Regions from separate parts of the Mus musculus genome. Here region 1 is linked to region 2. Evidence: chromatin loops called from intact Hi-C (ENCODE). Cell type or tissue: gastrocnemius. All regions are shown on one strand. Links, peaks and the distances in the headings refer to the core of each region. The heading gives the core; the rest is flanking DNA.

Region 1 (7,948 bases), core at 1,139-6,138, 590 kb before region 2:
CCTCTGACAGGAAATATACTTGCATCTTCCCGGATAGCCACAGTGATGAGAAAGGAAGTCCTAGGGAGGCTAGTCCACAGGACTGCCTAGTGGGGGAAACTCTAGATTTCACCTTTGTCTGGAACAGCATGGGGTTGGGACCAGGCAAAGGAATTCTCTTAGTCCTGGGGGGGGGGGGGCGGGGAGCTAGTGTGATGGGGCACCCCAGTGTCCCTAGCACCATAATCTCACAACCTTGGTTCTAGAGCAGCCTCGATTACAGAGCAAGTCCTAGACTCAGCTATCCAAAAGAAGAGAAAGAAAGGAAGGAAGAAAGAAAGTAGGGTAAGGAGAGAGTGGAGGCTGATAGACGTTTCTCTGTATCTTTGTGTGTGGTGTGTGTTGCTGGGGATAAAACCTAGGGCCCCCAGGCCTCCTATCGTGATAGGCAAGGGCTCTACCAGTCCGACACTATGGGTTTTTTTTGGGGGGGGGTTGTTGTTGTTGTTGTTTTTGTTTTGAGTCTGAATTTGGGTCCTGCTCTCTATCTCGGGCTCCCCTTGGACTCTCTGTGTAGCTCAGGCTGTCCTCAAACTTTGAGTCATCCTCCTGCCTCAGCTTCCTCAAAAGAGTGCACCACCTGGCAAAGCTGTGCTCTTCCTAAGTAATTTGTTCTCTTCTGAGACAGAATTCTTTTCACACTAAATATGAAGGCGAACTGAGACCACTCCACCCCCAAATACTAAAAAGCTAACAATTCTCATTTATGAAATTGTCTCCTTCATGGAAAAATTAGGGTGGGTCTCCTGCCCTGAGGATGTTTGATGGGCAATCCCTAAAAAAAAAAAAAAAAAAAAAAAAAAAACCATTGACCTCAAAGATGGGATCTGGGAGAGAGTGGGAATGAGTCTCTGTAGAACAAAAGGACTCCTGGCATCCCGGTTCAGCCCCCAACCCTTACCCCCTACCAGGCCGAAGAACACGGTGCTGGCTCCTGCCTCCAAGAGCCGCCCACGGCAGCACTTATTATAGTCTGGGCTGCGTCAAGAGGGTGGGACGCCAAATCAAAGTACCGCGGAGACTCTCCAGATCCCGGGCAGGGGTCTCCAAGGCTTCAGGGAGATCTTCCTTCCTTCCAGCATCTCTCCTCCCTCCATGGGGTCTCAGTCTCTCTTCTGCAAGGGCTTAACTGTTCATATTTCTCTGCCCCTCTGGAGGACAAAGCCTTGAACTCTAAAGCCCCCAAAGGGGTGGGGACACAGCACAAATGGTGTCCATTCGCTCTGCCTCCCCCCACCCCCATCACACACACACACACACACACCTGCTGTAAGAACCGGGCTACATAGACCTCAGGACACTGAATGGAAACACCTAAAAGGCTGGCTCCCGCTGGCTCAGCTGAGGGGGTTCCTTGTGTCCAGGGAGCAAAATCCGCCCCCCCCCCCGCAGGTGGGTATCCAGGTGTGAGAGTAAGGCCTTCACTAACCAGCATCCCCTGATTGGTCTCCCACCCATCCTACACACTGATCCCTCCTCTCCGCTTATCCCTGCTGCTGCTTCGGAGGCACTCTTGGAGCTACGGTTGCTATGGAGACTAGATGCATTTTGGAATAGGGGGGGTGTCAGTCGGTAGATGTATTTCTTCCACCTTGAGCTGGGCCTTTGACTCATGCTGCTGATTGGGCTCAGAAGCCCTCAAGCTTCTCCCCTCCAGAGGCAAACCCCCTCCCCCTCCCTACCCTTCTAAGTTCCTTGTTTGTCCCCATCCCTGGGGACACTTTCCAAGTTCACTTTGGGACAATGAGTTCAAGGCGCAGTGCAAGTACTCAGTATAGGGTGGGAGCGGGGTGGGAGAGGGAGCTGGGTGATGAGAAGGGAGACTCACCCAGGTACCCTGCGAGGGGAAGGGGAAAGGCCCTGGGAAGGGATAGCCCATTTCAGCTTCCCCAGAATTGACGGGGACAAAGAGTTCTCTCTGTTCCTGTACCTGTCCAGCCAATAGTTCAGTTTTTTTTACCTTTGTCCCTAAATGTCACAGTCCACATTCGTGTCCCCTAATCATGGTGTGAGAAATGAGGGGGCTAGGTAGTTGGTGGAGGTGACTCCAAGTACCAGGAAATCCAGTCCAGGTTTTGGGAGGGAAATCCAGTCCTGGATTTTGTACCGCCCTAGCAGACAGCGGTGTTGGGGGGGGGGGGGAGGAGAGATGGGGTGGGGGGGCCCGCGGGCCGCCTCCTCCTCAATGTGAGGGGAGCGCCCGGACACAACGCGCATCCGGACCGAGCCGATCCCGGGCGAACCCCCCCCCCTACTCTTCTCCAGGATCCACGCCCCTCCCCTCCCAGACCCCAGACCCGTGGGTTCCTATCTCCTCCCGTTCCCTCTTTCCTCCCTCACCGCCTCCAATAGCTCCATCCCTAGCATCCTCCCCGTGCTCCTGCGAATCCCCCGCACAGACAGCCCCACTAGTCTCTACCCTCAAGACCCCCCTTTCCCACTGCATCTGCGGCCTCTGCCCATTGAGTCCGCATTCCCGCCCCTGCCTTCCCCTCACCCAAGCTTCTCCCCCAGGCCCCTGTCCCCCTTTCTACCCTCTTTCCCTTCATCCCCATTTGCCCCCACTACTGTCCTCTCCACCCTCCTCCGCCCATCTCAACGCCCCCACCCAGACCGGGGTGCACGATCCGGCGCGCCTCCCTGGAGCAGCACCAAGGTCCCGGGGCTCCAAGGGGGTGGGGGCGCAGGGCGGGGAGCATGGGGAGGGGGCGCCCCATGTGATGGGAGGGGGGCGCAAGAGGAGGCGGCGGAGGCGGCGGCGACAGCGGAGCCGGGCCGGGGGCTCAGAGGGGTCCGGGGGCTGGGGGCAGCGAGCAGGGCGGCCCCATGGCCGGGCCCCCCTGAGGCATACCCGGGGAGTCCCCTCCCCTCCCCAGCTCGGGGGTCTCCGGGCCCCATGAGCCGGGGCGCGGGCGCGCTTCAGCGCCGGACAACGACCTACCTCATCTCGCTGACCCTGGTCAAGCTCGAGTCGGTACCTCCGCCGCCGCCTTCTCCATCTGCAGCCGCAGCCGGCGCCCCCGGGGCCAGAGGCTCCGAGCCCCGAGATCCTGGCAGCCCCCGAGGCTCGGAGGAACCCGGCAAGAAGCGGCACGAGCGTCTCTTCCACCGGCAGGATGCGCTGTGGATCAGTACCAGCAGCGCAGGCACCGGGGGTGCGGAGCCCCCCGCGCTGTCCCCGGCTCCGGCCAGTCCGGCTCGCCCGGTCTCCCCGGCTCCGGGCCGCCGACTGTCCCTATGGGCCGCCCCTCCGGGACCCCCGCTCTCCGGGGGGCTGAGCCCGGACTCCAAGCCGGGAGGCGCCCCCTCTTCCTCCCGGCGCCCTCTACTCAGCAGCCCGAGCTGGGGGGGTCCGGAACCTGAAGGCCGGACGGGTGGCGGAGTCCCGGGCTCGTCCTCCCCGCATCCTGGCACCGGTAGCCGAAGGCTCAAGGTGGCGCCTCCTCCACCTGCTCCCAAGCCTTTCAAGACCGTGACCACTAGTGGAGCCAAAGCCGGCGGGGGCAAGGGCGCAGGCAGCCGCCTGTCATGGCCCGAAAGCGAGGGCAAACCCAGGGTCAAGGGGTCAAAGAGCACCGCCGGGACTGGAGCTTCTGCCGCTGCGGCCGGCGGGGGAGGGAGCGCTGCAGTCACGACCTCTGGTGGGGTCGGGGCTGGGGCTGGAACCAGAGGGAAGTTGTCCCCTCGGAAAGGCAAGAGTAAGACCTTGGACAATAGTGACTTACACCCAGGACCCAGTGCCGGCTCTCCTCCGCTCACCGTGCCAGCAATCCCAGTTCCAGCCACTTCTGTCACTGCCACCTCCACGCAGCCCCTCGGGCCTGCACCCCCTATCACTCTGGAGCCACCAGCTCCAGGGCTGAAAAGGGGCCGGGAGGGCGGCCGAGCGTCCACTCGTGACCGCAAGATGCTCAAGTTTATCAGCGGTATCTTCACCAAGAGCACAGGAGGGCCTCCTGGTCCAGGGCCCCTTCCCGGACCCCAAGGCTTGTCTTCCAGCAGCGGGTCCAGGGAGCTGCTGGGAGCAGAACTACGCACCTCCCCTAGTGAGTAGGGAGGGTCAGGGCCTGAGACACCTGATTGCTTACTTGGGATGAGGGGACACTGTGTAAGAATGAGGGGTGCCTTGCTCTTGGGTGGATGGAGGAGGCAGGCTCCTCTACCAAAGGATGGGGCCAAGGATAGGAAGAGGTCCTGAAGCCAGGAGACTGAGATGGGTGTTTTCCGAGCGAGTCTGTGCTTTCCTGGAGATGATGGCCTTGTTGATGCCAACTGTAGGAAATCCTCCCACAGAAGCCTCAGGCCCCAATCCCAGCTCTGGTTGGATTCTGCAAACAAGGCGATAGGAGCTTTGCTTGTGTTGGAGGGACGTTGGAGGTGCAGGGATTGTGGAAGCCTCAGTTTCCCCTGAGTAACAGGCACAGGTGGTGTGGCAGTGACCTTGCTGGCAGCTCCTCGCCAGAGACAGGTCTCCTGGGTTGACAGCGGGCTGGTTGCTTTTCCACGCACTGAAGGTGGATTGGGCGGTTCTTGAGCGAGCGTGGGCTGGAACGTGCAGATTTAAATGTGAACTGAGAGGGGGCAGATAGGAAGCCTGGCTTCCCGCACTACCCACCCCCGCCCCACAGCGGCGCCGAAACCCGCCCGGGGCTGACCCCGGTGTGAGGCAGGGGGCAGAACTGCTGCTAAGACAATTCTTATCCCGGGAGACTTGGGAGGCCATACAAAGAGGTCGCCTTATTTATTTAATTTTCCTCCCGTGGGGTGCCTTTATTATTATTTTCTAACTGGTAGAGACAGGCGCGTTGGGAGAGGGGGTGCGACCGACGACTCGGTTCCGCTCACATTCCCCGGAGGGGAGGCGGGTCTGGAAGCGGGGGCGGCCCCGGGGGGTTTGGCTTCTGAGCGGGTGGGAGCAGATGGCTCCGGATCCCCGAGTTCCCGCCGCAGCTGCGGCGCCCCGGGAACGTCCGGCCAGTGTCAGGCGCGGGGGCTGGACCCGGCGGGTGCAAGGAGAATCTTTTCTCCCCAGGCCTGTGGTTTCTCTCTCTGCTTGAGAATGGCGCTTTACCCCCATCGTTCTTTCGGAGGCCATGGAGGTCTAGGCAGAGGAAAACCTAAGTTTTGTCTCCCTTGGGCAATGGACAGGGGTTAGAACTACTTGTACCACTGACCTTGAAAAAGGGCAGGAAAGCCCTCACCTATCTTGTGTGAAACGGAGATGTAAGAAGACCCATTCCATTCTAGGACCCAGGCCTTCCCTCTTGGATCTGCTCCAAGAATGTTGCGGGGGGGGGAGAGTGAGGGGGGACTCTATTCTCTGTAGTGTAGGGAAACCATTGCTAGTAAAGTCTTAGTCGGGTCTGGGGCAAGGACCCACGTTTGGGGATGTGTTTAAGGGAGATGCCAACTGAAGTATTTTTGTCTTGCTAGCTCTGTTGCTAAGCAACCACTGAGTGGTGGCAACAGCTGTGGGGAGAGCGGCTGGGATGGGAGGACTGGGGACCACTCAGACCTGAGCCACTGCAGGCAGGGTCCTCACTCAGGGTTAGGTGAGCCCCTCAGTAAAGAGAGTGGCAGGGGACAGGAGTCCTCCTAGCCCAGACTCTCCCTTCTTACTGTAGCTTTCCCTTTCCAGAGGCTGTGGTTAATAGCCAGGAATGGACTTTGAGCCGATCAATTCCCGAACTGCGCCTGGTAGGTAGCCCAGTCTCTTGGCTTGCATGCAGGGAAGGCTTACATCTCCCAGGAACTCTTAATTCTCTTGCTTTGCTTCGCCTTGTTCCTCTCCATGAAACCAAGAACTCTTTGAGTTTAGCATCAGAGCAGTATTGAGGGATCTGCTCCATACATATTCACAGCTTCTCTAAGTCACTTTCAGTTTGTCCCAGCTTCTCATTTCTAGCTTAAAAAACAAAACAAACAAACAAACAAAACCTCTTGGTGTTCTGTTGCCAAGAACTGGGCAAATGCAGTTAACGCCTAGACCTAAGCCTTGCTGCACAAACATGTTTAATGTGTGATTAAGCAACACACACAGCAAACTAGGCATTGCTCAGTTTGTGGTCTGCTTCAGCTGTGGAACCATTTCTTACCATGGCATGCCCTACCCTTCTCAGTTGACTGGAAGCTCTGAAGGTCCTTTGATGGCTTGACACTGCCCAGTCCCTGGTCATGAACAGACCCAGCATCTTACCCTTTGGTAACTCCTACTGTCTCTGTGCCACGTCTCTCCTCTAGGGTGTGCTGGGTGATGTCAGGAGTGGGAAGTCGTCCCTCATCCATAGATTCCTCACGGGTTCATACCAGGTGCTGGAGAAGATTGAGAGTAAGTCTTCAGGAGCCACAGTAAGCTAAGGCTGGGAGCTAGTGCCTGGGCAGGTACCATGATGGCACTCAAGGCCCAAGCAAGAGCTAAAGTTAAGGGGCTGTGAGGAGGTCTGGTGAGCTGCCCTCTGACCCATTAAACTTCTTCTGGGCAGGTGAGCAGTACAAGAAGGAGATGCTAGTGGATGGGCAGACCCATCTGGTGCTGATCCGGGAGGAAGCAGGGGCACCCGATGCCAAGGTGAGGCAGTGGCGACAGCAGGCTGCCTAGGGTCGGTATTCAGAAGCACTCATTCCCTGGCTTGCTAGGAGATCCTGAATGGTACCCAGAGGGAGTGGGCCTGTGTGACCCCTGATTGCTTTCTCGTCCCCTGCAAGTTCTCAGGCTGGGCAGATGCTGTGATCTTCGTCTTCAGCCTGGAGGATGAGAGCAGCTTCCAGGCTGTGAGCCGTCTCCATGGGCAGCTGAGCTCCCTCCGGGGGGAGGGGCGAGGAGGTCTGGCCCTGGCTCTGGTTGGGACCCAAGGTAAGGAGAGGACGTGGAAGCCCTGCTTGTAGAGGAGGGTGAAGGGTAGATAAGTACTGCCCACCATGATTGATAATTTGGAAAGTGTCTGGCTGCCTATTTAGATTCCAGCATCCCTCTAGAGGGAGCCTGATGCCCAAATAAGGAAGTAATGAACAAACAAACTCCCCAAGGTCTGAGCAGAGAAGGGAGGACAGCCTGAGAGGGCAGGACAGCTGTAATGGCCATCTCTGTCCCCCTCTGGAAATGTTACCTACCCCTGTGTTCACATTGCCATTTCTGACACCACTACCATGGAACACACAGAAAATGTCAAGTCCTGGTGTGGATAGAAAGTCTTTCCCTTCAGCTGGGTCAGGCTGACACTGTTTAAAAGAAATTTCTCTGCAAACAAGGGACTATGGAGGAAACCAGGTAAGCAGAAGACTGAGTTCTCCTAGCAGGAGCTCAGAAGCACTTAGGCTGTCACTAGCCAGCTCTGCCCGGCTGGCAGGATGCTCCGTGTGGCCGCACATGCCACTGCAGGCACAGACCTCCACCTGTCTCTTGTCTCCTGGTTTCTGACTGGAGAAGGAACAGCCCACCTGTTACCTATAGGCGTTCACCTCTCATTGTTCTCCCTCCGGTTCAGGATGGATGTTTATCACCTGTGAGTCTCAGCTATCATCAGGACATTCCAACTCAACCTCTGGAGTTTTGCCTGGAAACACACACATACACACAGAGACATACACATACACATAAACAAACACACACACACACACACACATACCACACATAGGGGGGAGCAGACACACATACACACAAACAGAAACACACACACATACCTCACACATAGGTGGGGACAGACAGACATACACACACACACACACCACACATAGGGGGGAGCAGACACACATACACACAAACAGAAACACACACACATACCTCACACATAGGTGAGGACAGACAGACATACAAGTACACACACACACAAAAGGACAGAAAGACACACTCACATGGGGGGGACAGACAGACATACACATACACACAAATAGAAAGACACATGCACACACA
Region 2 (7,948 bases), core at 1,698-6,697:
TCCAGGTGGGGGAGCAAAGCTTCTTCGTCAAATTGCTATGAATCTTCTTGAATGAGGCTGGAGAGGTGGCCCAGCAGCTAAGAATTCAGTTCCCAGCACTGACATCAGACACATGTAACTCCAGCTCCTGTCCCGAGGAGCTGATACCTTCTGGCTCCCATGAGCACCTGCACTCACATTCCATCCCCCGCCCCCCACACACACTCCTCATATGTATGTATTAGAAAAATAAAAATTCTCCTTCTACTTAGCAAGGCATGGTGGTCTATGCCTTTAACCCCAGAATTTGAGAGGCAGAGATGGATGGAGTTTTATGAGTCTGAGGCAACCCAGGCCTACATAGGGAGTTACAGTCCAGCCAGGGCTGCATAGTGAGACTCTATGGAAAAAACAAACAACAACAAAATGTTTCTAAATATACTTCATTTCTGAAATTTTTTCTACTTGACGAATGTCAGCTATCAAGCAGCATCAAACTTTGAATGGCATTATAGTTATTTTTTTACAAAATAATTTATGTGTATGGCTGTTTTGCTTTCTGTGGACTACATGCCTGCAGTGCCTGTAGAGGCCAGAAGAGGGCGATGGATCCCCCTGGGACTGGAATCACCACAATTGTGAGCTGCTGTGTGAGTGCTGGGACTCTGATCTTGGTCCTTTGGAAGATCAGCCAGTGCTCTTAACTGATCAGCCATCTCTCCAGCTATAGGTTTTTGTTTTTGATTTTGTTTTTGTTTTTTTAAAGATTTTTATTTAATGAGTGCTCTATCTGCATGTACAACTGCATGCCAGAAGAGGGCATCAGATCTCATTATAGATGGCTGTGAGCCACCACGTGGTTGCTGGGAATTGAACTCAGGCTTTCTGGAAGAGTAGCCAGGACTCTTAACTGCTGCGCCGTCTCTCTATCCCCTTTAGTTGTTTCTTCATAGCTGTTTGGAGATATGGTAGGACCATAAAGACTCAAACACAGAGTAGAAGGAACAGACCTGCATTTAGGAGAGAGGAGGGCTGTTTTCCAGAGGGCACCAGGACAGTGACTAGATGGCTCCCAAGAACCTCCAGGACATGTGTAAAGGTGGAAGGAGAGAATGGAGTCCATGAAGTTGTTCTGACCACCTGCCCAAATCATTCATGCCACACAATAGAGGGCTTGTTGTTGTTTTTGGTGGTGGTGGTGGTGGTGGTGGTGGTGTTTTTTTTACAAAGAGGGTGAGGAAGAGATGGGGTCAGTGAGAAGAATCACCATTTCCAAGTCTGAAGGTGTGAGGTTCAGCCTGGTGACTCACGAGGTCTGTATGTATCTCCAACCCTAAATACATTTAAAGAAGTAACAAAAAATTAAAAAAAACTAGCCGGAGCCGGGTGGTGGTGGCACACGCCTTTAATCCCAGCATTTAGGAGGCAGAGGCAGGTGGATTTCTGAGTTCTGGGCCAGCCTGGTCTACAAAAGTGAGTTCCAGGACAGCCAGGGCTATACAGAGAAACCCTGTCTGGAAAACAAAACAAAACAACAACAACAACAAAAACCTAGGGGGGGTAGCTTCAAAGAAAGTAAAAGCCATTCCTTCCCACAGGGAAATGCCAGCGAGGATGGCAAGGGCTGGGTGGGTCAGTGGCAAGGGGAGACCAGGACAGACGCAGGAGGATTTGGTCATTGATTGGTTCTGTTACCTTCATCAAACAGTTGACAGCTTCCATCCTTTTTCAGTTAACTTCATCAAACAGTTAGTGGCTTCAAACCTTCAGAATTCCTACATCCAAAAAGTTACAGACATGATTCTTTTAGTTCTGGGGACTGGGGATACAGTGTCATGGTAGAGCACTGGCCTAGCTTGTAGGAGGCTGGTTTTTGTATGTTTGTTTGTTTTTGTTTTTGGTCCCAAAACACAAAAGAAACAAACAAAAAGCCCCAAACCAAGCCCCTCTAATCTGACTAGAGTCATCTTATGACAGAAAACAAGAGCAGCTTGCAAGGGGTTGGGTTGCGTCCCTCCTCAGGCTTGCTGACACCATTCTTCCTACATCTTACTACTCAAACACTTCTTTCGTAATTCTATGCTGCCTTAGATGGCCGTGCGGTTGCTCTCCTCTCTCTGTCTCTGTCTCTCTGTCTCTCTGTCTCTCTCCCTCTCTGTCTCTCTCTGTCTCTTCCTTTGGATATTTTCAAGACAGGGTTTTTCTGTGTAGCCCTGGCTGTCTGGAACTCCCTCTGTAGACCAGGCTGGCCCTGCCTGGTCCTCTGCCTCCCAAGCCCTGGGACTAGAGGCATGTGTCATTATCTCCTTTTTGGTTGCTCTTTTATATAGTGAATGTGCGCCAGGTTATCCTTCTAAATTAAAAACAAACAAAAAAACATCAAAAACTCCAAACCTGAAACATATTTACCAACATAGTATTTACACTATTCACTCAGCAGCCTGGGCCTGAGTATTTTGGCTATTTGCATAAATCAGATCCACCTGCAGATAATGAATGTGCATTATAGCCACCAAAGGTGACTCTTGAAATGCTTTGAAGAGTCTCCTCAGTGCTAAAAGACATGGACTGCTTCACTCGCTCTCTTTGAATGACAGCACTCATTTGGGTGATGAAAGTGTAACATGTTTAGAGATAACCTAGTCTCATCATAGCAGTGGTGAGTGGTCAGTGATCTGATGGAGTTAGTTCCCAAACCTGAAAATAGTTCACCTGTTTTTGACTTTAGTGAGAACAAAAGAGAAAGCCCAGCCAGCAGTGAGAATGGGAAGGCCTGGCCTGGCCTGGTATGGAGGCCGGTGCCTGCGATTCCAGCACATGGGAGTTAGGGGTAGGAGTTGACAGTTGTCCTTAGTTATATAGGAAATTTGAGATGGCCTGGGGCACATGAAACCATATCTATACAATGTATATGTATATATAATATTTATATAATACACAAACACACACAGCCCAAGACCAGGCTGAAGCGATGGCTCGGTGGTTAGGCGGACTTGTTGCAAAGGGTCTAGGTTTGGTTCTATACAGCATCTGGCAGTTAACTGTCAGTTCAGTTCCAGTGCATCCACAGACCTTTTCTAACCAGCACATGCATCACACCCATTGGTGCACAAACATACATGCAGGCAGAACACCCATACACATGAAATAAAAATAAATCTGAAGACAAACAAACAAAAAAACACAGCAAAACCAGAAAAAGGGAAACGAAGGAAGAATGGGAGGGAGGGACAGAGGGAGGGAAGGCCTGGAAGACAAGCGAGGCGTGCCAGCATGGCAACACATATCTGTAATCCCAGCATTTGTCAGGCAGAGTCAGAAGGATCACTCAGACTTTGATGCCAGCCACATCTCTACAAGCTCCAGGACAGCCAGGGTCATATAGCCAAGACTCTGTCTAAAAACTGCACATCTATGGGCTGGCGAGATGGCTCAGTGAGTAAGAGTAAGTGGGTAAGTGGGTAAGCAGTCAGTGGACTGCTCTTCTAAAGGTCCTGAGTTCAATTCCCAGCAACCACATGGTGGCTCACAACCTGCTGTAATGGGACCTGATGCCCTCTTCTGGTGTGTCTGAGGACAGCTATAGTGTACTTATGTATAATAATAAATAAATCTTTGAGCCTGAGTGAGCGGAGCAGAGGTCCTAAAAATTCAATTCCCAACAACCACATGAAGGCTCACGACCATCTATACAGCTACAGTGTACTCATATACATGAAATAAATAAATCTTAAAAAAAAAACCACAAAAAGAAAAACCCATCTTTGACTTCCTTGAGCACTGAAAAGGTAGCAGAGACTTTCCATATATCTGCATCATCTCTTCTGCTACCTTCCACTGATACATAGGACTCACTGACTCATACATTAAGAAAAAACACGCTTAAGGTTTCATTCTGTTCTAATTTTCAGTTATGTCCTGTCATGAGTGCCTATGTAGTACCCTTGGAGACCAGAAGAGGGTGACAGGATCCCTGGAGTTACAGCAGGCAGAATGTAGTACCCTGTGGAGACCAGAAGAGGGTGACAGGATCCCTGGAGTTACAGCAGGCAGAATGTAGTACCCTTGGAGACCAGAAGAGGGTGACAGGATCCCTGGAGTTACAGCAGGCAGTGAGAATGTAGTACCCTGTGGATGCCAGAAGAGGGTGTTAGAATCTCTGCAGTTACAGCAGGCAGTGAGCCACCAGAAGTGGGTGCTGGGAAGAAACTCCGTCCTGTGCTAGATGGAGCAGTGCCACACTGTTCACTGTGGGGTCAGCTCTGCAGCTTCTATTACAGTTTTTGTCTATATTTACTGAGCTCAAACCCAAGTTTTCTGGTGCACAAGGCTCCTTCCCACTACATGGCTTGACATTTGCAGGTCAGGCAGAGAATATGTACAGTACTCACAGAAACCGAAGCAGGACCGAAAGATGGGCAGGGCGGACTGGCAGGGAAGAGGTGACTCACGCTTGCAATCTCAGTTTTGTTTTTCGGGCTTTTTTTTTTCTTCCTGTTCCAAGATCCATATTATATGACATGTGGTTCATCGTGTTTACGTATGCTCCCTTGTCTGGGATAGTTTGTTAGTCTTCCCTTGTTTCACATTAATGTAAGTTTTTGTTTTGAGGTTGGTTTTAGATGTGTAGTGCAAGCTAATCTTATTTGTGATCCTCTGACCTGAGTGTTTTGAATGCTGGAGTTAACAGATATGGACCAACACGCCTCCTGTTAACCTTGACATTAAAAGTTTTTTTTTTTTTTTTTTTTTTTTTTTATCAATCGATCCATTAATTGTGTGGGGGGTATTGTGTGCCACAGAGTCAGTATGGAGGTCCTGTGGGAGCAGAAGTTGGTTTTCTCCTGTCATATGAGTTCTAGGTTTACACAACCGAGCCATCGCAATAAGCCATCTATATGTGTGTATAAATGTGCATATACATGTATACATGTGTCTACACACAAGTGTGTGTATATATATGTGTGTGTGTATGTATGTGTATATATATATGTATATGTATATATATGTGTGTGTGTGTGTGTATATATATGTATGTATATACACACACATACAGGTTCTCACGGTTCAAACTCTATAATCCTGGCTACTCTTCAATTCTCAGCAAGCCTTCATTCTCAACTTCCCAAGTGATGGGATTACAAGCACGCCTTTAATCCCAGCACTTGGGAGGCAGAGGCAGGCAGATTTATGGGTTCAAGGCCATGGTCTACAGAGTGAGTTCCAGGACAGTCAGGGATACACAGAGAAACCCTGTCTCAAAAAACCAAAAAAAAAAAAAAAAAAAAAAAAAAAAGGTGCTTCAATTTTCAATTTCTGTAAGTGCTACACACACAGTGCCTGGACTGCAAGTACTGGGAGGCACCTAAGCCACAGAAAGAACTTAGATTTGAGCTCAGAACCTACTTTGTGTTTTTTCTCTCTCTCTTAGCCTTGGCTTTTTTTTTTTTTTTTCCCAAATGGAGAGGATAAGCTGTCTTAATTATCACTTGTTTCGTTTCAAAACCAGAAATGCTCGGGACTTGTAGTTTATTCCTGTGGCGTTGGTGATTGAAACGAGGGCCTTGTGCACAGTTTAGCTACATCTTCAGTCAAAAAAGGAAACCGAAGCCAAATTAATACTTTTTTTTGGTGTTTTGTTTTCTGTTTGTTTTTTTCTTGCAGTGCTGGGGATCGAAGTCAGAGTTTCTATCTCAGCTCTATCTCTACATTTTCAAACGTTGTTTATGCCTGCAAAACCTTGACAACGCACAATAATCCTGTACTTATTGCTGAAATATTTCAGAACTTTGGAGACAGGCTGGCAATCATTTTACCTTAAAAAACGGTCACGGGAGAACCTTACTCGTGAAGAGTTGCCACTGGCTAGCATGTCATAAAAGGGCCGAGGAAGAAAGGAAAGAAAAACTAGAAGAGACGTTTCGATGGAAACACGCAGTCCAGGAGGCCTCCTCTCATTCTGATTTCCTATTGGGTAAGCTTTCCATCAATCTCATTTGTAAATAAACCGCGGACGGAAGCAGATTGCGGGGAAAGGGCGGGCTCTTCCTGTCGTCACTGCCAGGATTGGCGTTGCTAGGAGGTGTGGCTCCTAGGGGCGCGGGAGGGCGGAGCGCGCGAGGCCCCGCCTGCTCCACGGGTGGGGGTGGGGGCGGGTCTCGCAGCCGATTGGCTGCCGGCGCTGCCCGTTCGGAGACAGTTGCTGAGGAGGGGCACGCGAGGAGGAGGCGGTGTGAGGCATCCATGGCGGGAGGAATCAAAGTGTCGGTGTGGTCGGCGGTTGGTCCAGGGCCCCGGTGCTGGGGGGCCGGGGGCGGCGGCGGCGCCACATGGCTGCTCTTGGTCGTCGCCGGCTGCGTGGTCTGCGGCTCAGGTACCACCCGGGCAGCGGCTGCCCAGGGGTCGGGCGCGAGGGCGTTAAATGTGGAAAAGTGGTTTCTTATCCCGAGGGTGCGGCCCGTTACTCGGAGCAGCTCGGGACGCTGAGTGAGACGCTCCAGGGACGGTCCGCACTGACGGGTCCCGGGCCGCCCTCCGGACAGCTCGGGTCGGGCGGAGGCCTGAGCCTTCCCCAGGAAGGGAGGCCTGGGCTGGTTGACACCCTTTAGGGGGGAAACCACGGAGGGGCTCCGAGGTGCTGCTAGGTCTCTTGAATTTCTGAGTTAAAACGGATTTCTGGGTTTCGCCCTGAAATAGGTCAGGAGAAAGCAAACGCCCCACTCATTCAGTTTACTAAAAACACCCCAGGGATGGATCTGTCTCGGTACAGTGGAATAGAGTTCACCTGAATGTTTTTCAAGACAGGGTCTCTCAGGGTAGCCCCTGGCTGTTCTGGAACTCACACCTTAGACCGGGCCGGCCTGGAGTTGAGAGACCCACCTGCCTCTGCCTCCTGTGTGCTGGGATTAAAGGTGTGTGCCACCACTGGCCTCCTGTTAAGATCCTCCTCCCAAATAGCTCCGGAGAACACACCTGGAGTCATTATACTCCAGTTGCCCAGGAAAGATAAGAGGCCATCCGCTTAAGCGGGACGTAGTTCCTAAGTTTATTCATTCTTTCAAGCACATTCATTTTGTACTTTCTGCTGGACAGTCAACTCCGGACTAGGTAAGAAACTTATTTTGTGATCCCGACCAGAAAAAAAAAAAATTAAAAGTTGATAAGAAATCGTGTTTTCCCTCCCTTGTTAAATAGTGGCCGGGAAAATAAGTGATGTTTGCCAACATCCACTGGAGGGAGTAGCAACTCCAGAGAATAAAGACAGCCAAGGCGTGTAAGCACACATCCACTCTCATACTGCCCCCTTCCGTTCCTGCCTGCCTGTCACTTGCTCTCACTTGTGGCTTTAAGATCAACACCCATAAATATATTGTTCAAGAGGGACTGGAGACTTCTTTTGGGAAGAGAGTATATGTCCAGGAAAGATTCTTTTCCGGATCAGGGCCTAAAAGCCTAGAACAGGATTTGGAAGGACTGTCACCTGAATAAACTGTCAAAATGGGGCCTCGGGGTGTGAGGACATAAGGAGATACTAAGCACAGTCAGCAGTTCCTTTGAGATTTCCTTTACAGGACACTGGGGATTGAAACGGAAAGCAAAAAGCCAGGCATAGTGGCTCAGAACTTTACTCCCAGCACTTGGGAGGCCAAGGGAGACAGATCTCTCCAGTTCGAAGATAGCCTGGTTGGTCTACGTAGTGAGTTCCAGGACAACCGGAGCTACCTACACCTGGAAACAAATAAGCAAATAATAAAATAACTTAAAAAAAAAAAGTGCCGGGCGTGATCGTGCACGCCTTTAATCCCAGCACTTGGGAGGCAGAGGCAGACAAATCTCTGAGTTCAAGGCCAGCCTGGATTACAGAGTGAGTTCCAGGACAGCCAGGGCTACACAGAGAAACCCTGTCTGGAAAAACCAACCAACCAACAACAACAAAAGTAACCTAAAGCACACTTTTCTGCTTGCTTGC

What was found. A loop is a pair of places that touch in the nucleus more often than their neighbours do. Peaks named below come from ENCODE experiments on the same cell type or tissue, not always from the same donor. Only the 100,000 strongest peaks of a DNase experiment are listed, where the experiment ranks them.
Region 1: it touches region 2 in a loop (4-fold over the local background); 4 of 42 quality-filtered maps call a loop at or near these places.

Annotation. Positions count from the first base shown.
Region 1 is chr10:127,076,687-127,084,634 of GRCm38, forward strand. Agap2 (ArfGAP with GTPase domain, ankyrin repeat and PH domain 2) reads left to right here and starts at 2,221. Exons shown (of 19, transcript NM_001033263.5): 1 at 2,221-4,085; 2 at 5,678-5,736; 3 at 6,280-6,367; 4 at 6,522-6,607; 5 at 6,745-6,892. The coding sequence starts at 2,936. In gastrocnemius, for the core only: a CTCF peak has its summit at 3,154; DNase peaks (open chromatin) are centred at 1,486, 2,256, 2,717, 3,243 and 2 more places; H3K4me3 peaks cover 4,024 bases; H3K27ac peaks cover 4,146 bases.
Region 2 is chr10:127,670,876-127,678,823 of GRCm38, forward strand. Nemp1 (nuclear envelope integral membrane protein 1) reads left to right here and starts at 6,190. Exons shown (of 9, transcript NM_001113211.1): 1 at 6,190-6,352. The coding sequence starts at 6,223. Gm16230 (a long non-coding RNA gene) reads right to left here and starts at 5,884. Exons shown (of 4, transcript XR_872178.1): 1 at 5,796-5,884; 2 at 3,922-4,107; 3 at 1,675-1,754; 4 at 1,460-1,493. In gastrocnemius, for the core only: a CTCF peak has its summit at 4,020 (motif pointing right); DNase peaks (open chromatin) are centred at 4,051 and 6,101; H3K4me3 peaks cover 1,767 bases; H3K27ac peaks cover 2,964 bases.